4 separate regions of the Homo sapiens genome follow, and regions 1, 3 and 4 are each linked to region 2. The links are chromatin contacts, found by Hi-C or POLR2A ChIA-PET in ENCODE. All regions are on one chromosome and are shown on one strand. The core of a region is the stretch at or near the end of the contact, and the rest is flanking DNA. Distances in the headings are between cores, read along the strand shown. Region 1 holds the start of TOR1AIP1 (torsin 1A interacting protein 1). Region 2 holds the start of ZBTB37 (zinc finger and BTB domain containing 37). Region 3 holds the start of POU2F1 (POU class 2 homeobox 1). Region 4 holds the start of SFT2D2 (SFT2 domain containing 2).

The links. A loop is a pair of places that touch in the nucleus more often than their neighbours do. ChIA-PET counts read pairs that join two places held with the same protein, here RNA polymerase II (POLR2A). Pooled maps may share reads with other maps.
Region 1: a map of CD8-positive, alpha-beta T cell shows a loop between it and region 2 (26-fold over the local background). The contact joins the promoter of TOR1AIP1 here to the promoter of ZBTB37 in region 2. A Hi-C loop is called at or near these places in 1 of 168 maps with a recorded cell type or tissue (CD8-positive, alpha-beta T cell), 1 of 37 single-sample maps with no recorded cell type and 11 of 50 pooled maps.
Region 3: a loop to region 2 is called in a map of naive thymus-derived CD4-positive, alpha-beta T cell, with 16 times the contacts of the local background. The contact joins the promoter of POU2F1 here to the promoter of ZBTB37 in region 2. A Hi-C loop is called at or near these places in 1 of 168 maps with a recorded cell type or tissue (naive thymus-derived CD4-positive, alpha-beta T cell) and 6 of 50 pooled maps. POLR2A ChIA-PET finds 5 or more read pairs at or near these places in 1 of 52 experiments (WTC11).
Region 4: a pooled map shows a loop between it and region 2 (6-fold over the local background). The contact joins the promoter of SFT2D2 here to the promoter of ZBTB37 in region 2. A Hi-C loop is called at or near these places in 6 of 50 pooled maps. POLR2A ChIA-PET finds 5 or more read pairs at or near these places in 2 of 52 experiments (MCF 10A and activated T-cell).

Annotation. Positions count from the first base shown.
Region 1 is chr1:179,881,016-179,883,715 of GRCh38, reverse strand. TOR1AIP1 (torsin 1A interacting protein 1) reads right to left here and starts at 1,431. Exons shown (of 10, transcript NM_015602.4): 1 at 739-1,431. The coding sequence starts at 1,213. It overlaps LOC139427322, which reads right to left and starts at 1,400. Exons shown (of 1, transcript NM_001436163.1): 1 at 1,323-1,400. The coding sequence starts at 1,400. The coding sequence ends at 1,323. RefSeq lists enhancers at 465-564, 868-1,162, 725-1,484, 989-1,526, 1,505-1,614 and 1 more.
Region 2 is chr1:173,867,104-173,869,836 of GRCh38, reverse strand. ZBTB37 (zinc finger and BTB domain containing 37) reads right to left here and starts at 1,457. Exons shown (of 5, transcript NM_001122770.3): 1 at 1,432-1,457; 2 at 717-912. It overlaps GAS5 (growth arrest specific 5), which reads left to right and starts at 1,848. Exons shown (of 12, transcript NR_002578.4): 1 at 1,848-1,877. SNORD74 (small nucleolar RNA, C/D box 74) reads left to right here and starts at 2,092; the gene lies at 2,092-2,163. RefSeq lists an enhancer at 179-1,378 and a silencer at 1,013-1,422.
Region 3 is chr1:167,219,530-167,222,229 of GRCh38, reverse strand. POU2F1 (POU class 2 homeobox 1) reads right to left here and starts at 1,344. Exons shown (of 16, transcript NM_002697.4): 1 at 1,272-1,344. The coding sequence starts at 1,332. It overlaps POU2F1-DT (POU2F1 divergent transcript), which reads left to right and starts at 1,694. Exons shown (of 1, transcript NR_185889.1): 1 at 1,694-2,399. RefSeq lists enhancers at 1-121, 1,652-1,761 and silencers at 182-361, 372-651, 872-1,021, 1,372-1,471.
Region 4 is chr1:168,224,737-168,227,436 of GRCh38, reverse strand. SFT2D2 (SFT2 domain containing 2) reads right to left here and starts at 1,433. Exons shown (of 8, transcript NM_199344.3): 1 at 1,295-1,433. The coding sequence starts at 1,357. RefSeq lists enhancers at 227-276, 397-476, 779-1,512 and a silencer at 1,137-1,766.

The DNA of each region.
Region 1 (2,700 bases), core at 182-2,681, 6.0 Mb before region 2:
TAGTCTTGTTTTTCAGGTTACTTTGTCAGTCTGATTTGCCAGACTACTTGAGGTTACAGTGACGGCCACCAAAGTGGCAGATTTTTGGCAGGGACCACCACACTGGAGAAACAGCAATCAGCTCAAGTTATCAAACACTGGGGAACATCAGTTCAGGAAAAATGAGTTACCCCATTTCGGTGAAAGTATTGGGTGAGGTCTCAAATCAATTCACTAAACTCAGCAATCCCTCGAAATGCCCACTCACAAAATTTCTCCTTCCTCTCTGCCCACCTGGGTGAGGAGGGAAAAAGACTGAAAGGTTAGATCCTCAGCTGGGGACTCTGGCCCGCGAGCGTTAAAGAAGGAAATGGAAGTGGTTTCTGTAGAAACATCCGCAGGGTAGAGGGAACCGAAATGAAACCGACCCTGCAGTAATTCGCTGTCCCCTCGTGAAGGCCTGCAGAAAAAGGCAGCTCTGACTCCCCTAAATTGATGCCCGATGTTGGGCAGAGCGCCCCAGCCCTGCCCGGGTCGCTCCACACGACCATCTTTCCACTCCTCCGGTCGGCGCTTCCTTCCCCGCTGCGGGTCAGGGTGGCCCTTGCACGGCGGCACAAGTCCAGAGGGGGCTGAGGAATACCCTTTAGCCAATCCCAGTACTTAGTACCCAGGCGGGCATGAGCTCCACCGAGGCGCGCGCCCGCCCCCGCGCGTTCCCTGGCTCGCGGCTGGGACTGTTACCTCCGCGGTCCTCACCTTCAGAGGAATGAGAGTCCCGCAGCCCTCTCCTGGTCATAACAGGAGACGGCTGTAGCGGAGGCTGCTCTGAGTGCTGCTGCTGAAGGCGGGTAGTCCTTCGCGTCTTCATTTCCTCGGTTTCCTGGGGTCGCGGCTGCCTCCGCTGCCTAGACCGAAGGTAGTACGCGCTTTCTCTCACTTCCTCTTTCGCAGAATCGGACCGGAACTCTTCTAGCCGGGTTCGTTTTCCCACCGGGGACCTTTCTTTGGCCACCAGGGGCTCGAAGTCGCCGTACACTTCTGGCGGCTCGTCCGAGAACCTCACTTCCCGCCGGCCCTGGCGCGACGGAGGAGTTCTGTACGCAGGCGCATCGCTGCTGCCGCCATTTTGAGGGGCGAGCCGGCCCCTTCCCTCTCGGATGGGGGCCCTGGGGGTGACGTACACACCCCATCCTTCCCGCACCGCCTCTGCCCGCCGCCCGTCGCCCGCCATAGTTGTTGACGTAGCTTTAGTCGATCGCGAAGATGGCTTTATGGACCCTAGGTTCTCCTGCCGGTGGTGGCGATGGCTTCTCGGGGGTGTTGGGCGGTGGCCGCTGTGGTCAGGGAGGCAGTTGCGAGTCGCTGGGGCCGCCGCCTGCGTCGTCGCTGCTGTGTAGCAAACCTGCCTCTGGGCCCATGGTGTGTCTTGAGGGCTGTGAGAGAGGCAGTGCCTGAGCTGGGTCAGCTGCTGTGGATCGCTCCCGCCTCCTGGCTGGAGGCACCAAAGAGGAGGAGAAGGGGGAGGAGGACGTCTCTGCCATCGCCCTTAAGTAAAGGAGGGGTGGGGGCGATAGAAGGATGGCAGGGCAACTTGCCTGTCCTAAGTCTAGCCGCTCGTGGCAAGTGTTGACTGCGTGTAGGAGACTCCCGTCCTATCTCCCAGTACCAAGTCTCGGGGAAAAGGAGTGCGACGAGGGTGGAGAAGACCCAAGTTTCGCTTCTCGGCCCCAGGCTGTTGCGCAGTTTCCCTGGAATCTTTTTGATCGACTGCTACGTTGACCATGTCCTTCCCAGTGTCCTTAGCAGGAGTGATGGCCAGAGAGAGAACTTTTGCACATGCCATGTTTTCGTGGCAAAAATTTTAGTTTCAAGTACCTTATGAGGGCGGTTACCTAGTTTTGAATTTTGTCACTTGTTGAGGGTGTACAAAATCCTATCTAGAGTCATACTCGTTGGATGTATTTTCTTTTCCGAAATGTACCCATAGGACACATAACCTTATTCCTGGTCTTTAATATTTCTCGGTTTTATACCAAGCAGCAGTGTTCGGAAGACCATGTTAGTGCTACATTGTGCACAGTGAGAAATGAACAAGTTTTTTAATTAAAGACAGCACTGTAATTTTAAGTTGTGATCCATTATTTTTACTTTTATTCTGGATGTGACGTGATACTCTACATTTGATTTAGAATGCTTTATGGACTTTATGGAATAAGAAAGCATGGTAAAATCTATTTGTTTCACCTCCTTATACAAATGTTTACAGATGTGGCTAATCTGCAAATACCTAACCAAATTTAGACACATTCAGAGAAGGTCGATTAAGTTCGTGTAAAGTCTGAATAATTATTGAAAGAAAGCTTAAATTGCCTTCAAATATACAACTGCTTGTAGGGCTTTGTATGATTGGAGTGAATAGATTTAAAAAATTGTAATTTGGATACCAGTTACAATGAGCGATTCTGAAAAGTTTGAAGGTGTTTGTTTATTCTTCCAAGTAATCACCTTAAAATGTTTTTGAGCAACTCATTTGTTGCTCAAACTTGGCACAAATTTCAACTACTTAAGTCGTAATGTGTACTATGTTTTTATTTTATTTTTATTTTTATTTTATTTTTTTTGAGACGGAGTCTTGCTCTGTCACCCAGGCTGGAGTCCAGTGGCGCGATCTCGGCTCACTGCAACCTCTGCCTCCCGGATTCACGCCATTCTCCTGCT
Region 2 (2,733 bases), core at 208-2,707:
AACTTTACAACTTTTCTCTGGAGGAGGAAAGCTTTCTGAATAAATGCAATTCTACATAGCTTGATATCCCTCTTCTTAGTATTTTACTACCTGCTGCAAGAATTATGTTTATTATTTTATAAAAGGACTAATATCCCACATGAATGTAGGCTAATATTTCTAAGCTTAAGAATCAGAGCCCCCCCCACAAAAAGACTTTGGTTATAGGGCTGTGAAGCAAACTCTAGGAAAAATCCCACAGCTGTGCCAGGATTCAACCAAGATGCAGAGAATGTGAAGTTCAGTTGTCAAAATTAGGAAAGCTGGGTAAATCTGCCAAATTCGAAGTTGGCAATTCCGAGGTGGTGATGAATACTTCCATCCTGAAACTTAGTTCTCCAGATCCGATGAAAAAATACAGCATTTACCAAGTATGCCAACATTTTTCCATTAAAATATTTTTAAAAAATGGCTGAAACACTAAACCTGAAGCTGTATACAAGATAGTTGAAAGTACAGTTTCAACTACTGAAAATAGTTTGTATAAATCCGAACAGGAAGACATTTACTTAAGCCCAATGTGCGTTCACTTATCTATATATTACATAGTTACACCACACCTGAAACTTCAGGAACTTACTCTGCCAAGCTCACAGTACTGCCCCGCATTAACAACACACTTATTAAATAGGGAAGTGTATACACTGTTTTCAACAATCAACTTTAGCCAATCTGACCTTTTTCCAAAGCGTTATTGTTTGTTTTGAAACTTTTAATCCAATAAGAGCCTCTGTCGATGCCATCATGAATTCAGATGTGTTTATTTTGGAGCCTACACCAGCGCCTTTTTTGTTTGCTCTTTCCGGCAATTCCCCAGTGAGGAAGCCCCTGGAGGAAAGTCTTTCGCTACCGTCGGCACTGGAGGGGTGAGAGCTGTAAAAGGGAGAATTGGGAACGGCATGGGGTTGGCCACTCCAGCACTTGAGCAGCTTTCTTCTGCGTTAGGAAGCCTGGGGAGAGGGGAACTGGCTAAAGGGCAAAATGTCACTGAGGAACTTCGGAGAAGATGGGGACAAGGCGTCGGGCGGGGGAGCCAGCGCTCAGGTGAGAACTAGGAAGGGGGCGGCGCCCAGGGACCGGCTCCAGGCGGCGGCGGGCGGGGAGCTGCCAGGAGGTGGGTGTGCGTATCTGGGTGTGTCCCGGCTGCGGTGGGGGAGGGGGCCGCCCTTCCCGGGGTCCTGAGGGAGGGGCCCCGCGAGGGGGCGGGTCCGGCAGATCAGCCCGGCCGGGGGCCAAGGGGGTGGAAGGTCGCCCGGTGCCTGGAGGCGGGGTGAAGGAAAGTAGCTGAGCGCCCCAGGAGCGCGCTGCGGCGGAGGGCGGGCGAGGTGACCCCGGTGCAGGGAAGTGGCACTGGGGTGTGGGGCCCGAGTCCAGTCAAGGAGCAGCACCTACCTCCGGGGGTGGAAATGGGCCGGAATGGGCCGGAACACCGTCCCGGAAGTGAAATCCCCCACCCCCTCCCACGGAGCGGGCGACGTGCCGGAAGGAAATCACTCAGCCTTACACCGCCCCCCCTTCCCCCATCCCCAGAGCTTTCCTTGCCTCGCGCCCCCTCCCCTCTCTGCTCTTCCTCCTCAGTCGGGAGGAGGGCGGGAGCACGGCATCACGTGGACGGTCATGTCTCTGCCCACAATGGCGAGGAAGGGCGGGGAAAAGGGGCGGACTTAAGGGGTGGGAAGAAGGTGATACTGGATGAGAGGAAGATTGAGGGAGGTTAGGGGGAGGAGCCGAAGCGGACGCTGCCGGGAGCGTGCGTCGTGACGTCATCAAAAGAACTCTTATATACAGGAGCCCAGGCACCATACTGTCTTTTCGAGGTAGGAGTCGACTCCTGTGAGGTATGTTTTATCTTTGCGAATGTTGCGGGTTTTGGGGCGCTCCAGCCTTTGTCTGCTAAGGTCACCCTGAATTGACTGGGACTTCTAAGCCAGTCGCGCGCCTTTGCAGGGCCTACAAGTTGAGGATGGTGGGGGATTGCACATATGGTGCATGCGTGACCTAAGCTGCGACTATGTTAGAGTAGAACTGCGGAGAAGCCTCGGCTCTCGTGCCCTGCCTCTGATGAAGCCTGTGTTGGTAGGGACATCTGAGAGTAATGATGAATGCCAACCGCTCTGATGGTGGCACATGCCGAGTCACCCGAGTAAGCTATTGTTAAGGGCCGTGACCCGAGCCTCCATCAGCCGTCCGCTCTCATGAAAGGCTGTCGGTGGTAGTCCACGTGCTTAAGTGCCTGCATTCCGCAGTGTCACCAATATTTCCATTAGTGTTTCTTTTTTCTTTTTTGAGACCGAGCCTCGTTCTGTCACCCAGGCTGGAATGCAGTGGCTCGACATCGGTTAATGGCAACCTCCGCGTCCCGAGTTAAGCAGTTCTGCCTCAGCCTCCCAAGTAACTGGGACTACAGGCGCGCGCCACCATGCTAGGCTTTTATATTTTTAGTAGAGACGGGGTTTCACCATGTTGGCGAGACTGGTCTTGAACTCCTGACCTCAGGTGATCCACCAGCCGTGGTCCCCCAACATACTGGGATTACAAGCCGTGAGCCACCGCGCCCGGCCGCCATCGGTGGTTCTTAACTGCGGGTGCAGTGCTTCTTTGTAACATTAAGTGTATCCTTTACCTGTCGCTAGATAATGAATGGTATGTTACCTGCATCATTGGTTTAAAAAGACGAACCGTTTTTTTAAAGAA
Region 3 (2,700 bases), core at 95-2,594, 6.6 Mb after region 2:
CCCTCCCCACCGACTCCCAACAGGAGAGAGGAAATCGAGAATACGATCAACTTGTCAGGCCAGCCCATTCTGGGGCAGGAGGGCAGCCCTTTACATCCAAGTTCTCGGGAGGCCTCTGGGCGCTTCTGGGGCCTCGGAGCGAGAGGCCCCGGAGGGCCACCCGCCCCGTGCGTCCCGGTCAGGCGCAGGGGGTGGGGGGAACGGAGGGGGGGCAGCGGGGAGGGGCAAAGGGAGACGGAGGTCAGACCACGCCAGGCACCTCCAGCCCAACTCGCCCGCGAAGCCCCGGCCGACAACGCAAAGGGGCTGCCGACCGCCGGCCGGGGGCGCGCGGGCCGCCCCAGAGGACATCCCCTCGGAAGGAACTTGCCCCAAGGACTCCTTCCAATCCAGTCCACCCCCCAGGGGGGGCACGCAGACCCCTGCGCGGGTTCCCCACCCCCGCCGCCCCAGGCCACCTCGCAGCGCCCACGACCGCTCACCCCTACCCACCTAGAGAGCAGGCCTGGCTTGGGTCAGGCCACCACATTGGGGACCAGTGGGGCGAGGCCGAAGTGCCTGGGGCCGTGACCCCCGGGCTCAGCCCCGCGCGGGGCGCGGGCAGGGAGCTCTCCCCGCGCGCACCCCCGGTTGCCCTGAGGGCCGCCCCCCAAGGCGGGCAGCGCCCCCCCGCCCGGGCCCGCTCCCGGGGGAAGACGCGTGCGGGTGTCCGGCCGCCGGGGTCCGCTCCGGCCCCGCCGCCTCCCCGGCATTGTGCTCGCCGCCGCCTCCATCCCCCTTCACGCCCCCCACCCCGCGCCCGCCCGGCCCCGGCCGCCCGCCCGCGCCCTACTGCGCCCCGCCGGCCCAGCAGCTATGAATATGTAAAATGTCTTTATTGTCCTCTCCCTCTGCCCCGGCCCCGCCGCCCCGCCGCGGACCCGCTCGGGTTCGGGCACGGCGGCGAGGAGGCGGCAGCGGCGGCCGGCAGAGGAGGAGGGCCGGTGCCGACGGGCAGACGGCGAGCGGCGGCGGGGTGGGCCGGGTGCAGGAGGAGGGCAGTGGATCGCAGCCCCCTTTGCCCCTTGTCTTCCCCCTCCGCCTGGCCGCTCCGAGCCTCTTTCCCCCTCCGCTCAGCGCCCGGCGGGGGCTCAATGCTCCCCGGCCCCCCATCTCCCCGCCGTTAATTATAATAATCCTGAGTACTAATAAATTATGCTAAGTCGCGGGGGGGGGCAGCGGGAGCCGGGGTTGAGTATGAATATGAATATGTAAAATGCTGTAATGATTACCTGCTGCTGCTGCCGCCGCGGCTGAACTCTCATCTTGACTCGCTGCTCCTCCGTCCGCCATTTTGAATATTTTAACCAAAATCGCCCGGTCGATAAACCCTCCCTCGCTCTGGCTCCCCTCCCCCCTCCCGCCCTGCTTGCCTCCTCCCTCCTCTCCGCCCCCTCCCGCTCCTTCCTCTCCCCGGGCGCGCGCCAGGGGGCGCGCGAGGCCGGCTCTGTTCGCCCCGGCCCCCTCAGAAGAGCTCCACCCCCTTCCCGCGCTCTGCGCACGCGCCTTCGGGGCGCTGTGGCCCTTCGGTAGCTAAAGCAGCGCCCTCAATCAGCCAGGCACCCTGTGGCTTCATTTTTCGTCTCGGCTCTGCGCATGCGCGCCTTTCTCCTGCCGCCAGAAGTGTCGCCGGCGCATGCGCTCCCTCTAGCTCAGAACCAGATTATATAGTATCCCGGGCGCCTGTGTCTTCTTACACTTCTCCCTTTTCCTCCCGCCTTGCTTCCCTCCTGGCTTCGCTCCGGTCTCCCCCAGTGGCCTGTGGCATTGTAAAAGCACGGCAAGGAGCGCAGCGGCCAGAAACGTGGGGGCGCGTGGAAGGGCAGTGAGCGGCCCGCGTGCCCTGTGCTCCGCACTTTCTTCAGGGTTTCCGCGCAGTTGAAACATTGGCAACAATGGATAAGCCGCTCCTCGCTAGGTAATTTCCGGCCCTCTGGGCAGGTAGGGGCGGAAACGACCGCCACGGGAGCCGGGCATGAGGCACCTGCTGAGCCACACGCGGGCCTCCCGCTTTAAATTTGAATCCGAGCTAATCCCCGCCCCCGGCTCTGCTAGTGCAGGAGACCCGGCCCCGGCAAACGCGAGGGGGAGTGTCGTGTGATTGTTTTAATTAGCCCTAAATCTCTTCTGCTCTACTTGCTTCTAACGCCAGGCTGGCTTCCTCGGGAGCTAGGCGTCTTATTAAGTCGCTAATTTCCGCCCTACCCTTCCTTTCTGCCTTCACGCCCCTCTAACGCCGCTCCCCCCAATCGAAACAGACCCCATATTCTGAGGCTTCCCCCCGCGCCTTCTTCCCGCCTTGGAACACCTTTTAAAACCTAGCAGTAAGCTGATGACTAATAAAAATGTCGAAATCGTAACTTCATCGTGAATTTTATTTTGCTGTGTTTCTCAGAGTAAATATGGTATTGGGGAAAGGTTTCGCGTTGCACATATCTTTCTTGGTAACTAGACATAATGTTGCTGAGTTTTCTTTATCTTAAATGGCGAAATTCCCTGGACAAAGTCCCAGGTCTAATTATTTTACGAATTTTTAAAGCCCTATTTTTGTTTGTTTGTTTGTTTTTTAAGAATAGAAAGGTGTATTTCATGGTAAGCAAAGTTTAAAAAAAATCAGCTCTAGTTAATCTGTCTTGAGAGATATGACTGAAGTTTAAATTG
Region 4 (2,700 bases), core at 184-2,683, 5.6 Mb after region 2:
CACACAAAACAAAACCGAATAAAATCAGCAACCACAAACGTGGGTGAAAGCAGCTTGCTGAGAAAGAAGAACTTGCTGAGAAACCAGAAGAAACACTGATTAGTTTCCAGTTGGCCATATCATCTTAACATCCTCATTTCACAGATGGGGAACGGAGGCTAAAGAATACACCAAAAAGCGAAGAGAAACGTTATTTTGTCATCCAAAAAGGAAAACAAAAGCTAAAAGCACCCTAAATAGAAATGCAGCATTCTGTGTGGTTCTACAACATAGGACATTAGTGGCCAGGTTTCAGCACGATCAAAACTTTTCTAATAGGCCGGGCGCGGTGGCTCATGCCTGTAATCCCAGCACTTTGGGAGGCAGAGGTGGGCGGATCACTTGAGGTCAGGAGTTCGAGACCAGCCCGGCCAAGATGGTGAAACCTCGTCTCTAGTAAAAATACAAAAATTAGCCGGGTTTGATGGCGGGTGTCTGTAATCCCAGCTACTTGGGAGGCTGAGGTGGGAGAATCGCTTGAACCCAGGAGGCAGAGGCTGCAGTGAGCCAAGATCGCGCCACTGCACTCCAGCCTGGGCGACAGAGTGAGACTCTGTCTCAGAAAAAAAGAAAAAAAAGCTTTTCTAATAAAACAAACCAACACGCAGGCAGTCTCCTGAGGCGCTGGGTGTCTAGAGACTAGTTGTGGGCAGTGTGGACAGAGACACAAGATGTGGTCCCTGTCCTCATGGGATGGGGGCAGTTTCTCACCCCCAATCACAAGGCAATGTGTACAGGGGCGGGTGGGAGTGTCACACCCTACAACCTAAACCGGACAGAAAACCAAGGCAGAGCTCGGGGCGCGGCCACCAGCCCCGTCGCGAGGTAGGGACCGCCACCCCAACACCCCAGTCCGGGTCTGGGGCCCCGACCCACCCAGCAAAGGCTCCTTCCGCCTGGACCTCGGGGCCCCCAGCCCTACCCGGCCCTAAAGCGCATTCCCCGGCCGGTGGGGCCGGGGCCGACAGCCCAGTCGCCCACCCTCCCACTCGCAGCTCAGTCCGGGGATTTCCTCCTGCGCCGCCCCCTTGTCAGGGAGGATGGGCTGAAGGGGCGCGGGGCAGAAAAGGACGCCGCGGCCACTGCCCCGTGTAGTGCCAGACCTCTTCGCGGAGCCCTGCAGAAGAAGAGGAGGAGAAGGGGCAGAGCTACCGTCCAGAAACTCCAGGGAGTCCCCGCAGGCTTCCCAGGCCCGGGCAGGGGACGCAGGGCGGGAGCGCGGCGAGAGGGGGCCGACGGCCCCGGGCTCACTCACCTCGGACAGGCCGCTCCGGTCCTCCGTGTCCTGCCCGCTCAGCACCTTCTTCAGCTTGTCCATTGCGGCCCAGTCCCCACCAGCTCCAGCTCCTCAGCGGCAGCCTGTTGCGCTCGCTAAGTTGACGGCTCTTCCGGGTGCTAGGCAGCCGCCCAGCCGCCCAGGCGCCAACCGCGGCGCGCCCCGCCCAGGCACCTGCCCACCGGGGGGCTCCCGGCATGCCCCGCGCGCCCGCGCTCGCCTCCGCTTGTTTTGGTCCCGGGGGGCGCGGCGGGCCGGAGGGGCTGGGATTGAAGACCACCAGGCGCTGCCAAACACTAATTCGGCGTCCAGAGCAGTTTCAAACCGGAACGGGCCGCGCTCCCTCGCCCTACTTGATCCAGTCAACGAATGCCGAGCACCTACCACGTGCAAGGCTCCGGAGACACAAAGACGGGGGAGAAGCCTTGTGCAGACGGGAACAAAGGCTGTGGTTCATCCATATTGCGATCGTGCCTACACAGGAAAAGATTTTCTTTTTAATCACTCAAGGCCTTAGTCTGGTGTGGTGGGGCGTGCCTGGAAGCCCAGCTACTCCGGAGGCTGAGGCAGGAGGCTCACTTGAGCCAAGGAGTTCCAGGCTGTAATGAGCTATGACCAGGATACTGCACTCCAGCATGGGCAACAGAGCGAGACTCTGTCTCAAAAAAAAAAAAAAAAAAAGTGACTGAAGGAATGTTGAAAGGAATAATAGATTGTTAAATTGTTTTGTGTTTGTACAATTGTTTTTTTTTCTGACCTTAAAAAAACTAAAAGTAGACTGGGCATGGTGGCTCATGTCTGTATTCCCAGCACTTTGGGAAGATGGCTTGAGCCCGGGAGTTCCAGACCAGCCTGGGCAACATAGGGAGACCTCATCTCTTCAAAACATTCTTAAAAATTAGCCAGGCATGCTGGCGGGCATCTGTAATCCAAGCTACTTGCGAGGCTGAGGAGGAAGAATGGCTTGGACTCAGGAGGTCAAGGCTGCAGTAAGCCATGATTGTCAGTACAGTAAGCCACTGCACTCTAGCTTGGGCAACAGAGTGGAAACAATACAAATGGCCACCAACTGATTAATGGTAAATAAAATGTGACATACCCATGCAATAAAAAAGAATGGAGTACTGACACATGCTACAACGTGGATGAACCTCGAAAACATTGTATTAAGTGAAAGAAGTGTGGAGCCCGAAAATTTGAGACAGGTCTCAGTTAACCAGGAAGTTTATTTTGCCAAGGTTGAGGAACAGCACCTGTGACACAGACTCAGGAAGTCCTGACGACATGTGCCCAAGGTCGTTGGGGCATAGCTTGGTGTTATACATTTTAGGGAGACATGAGGCATCCGTCAATATGTGTAAGAAGTACATTGGTTGTGTTTGGAA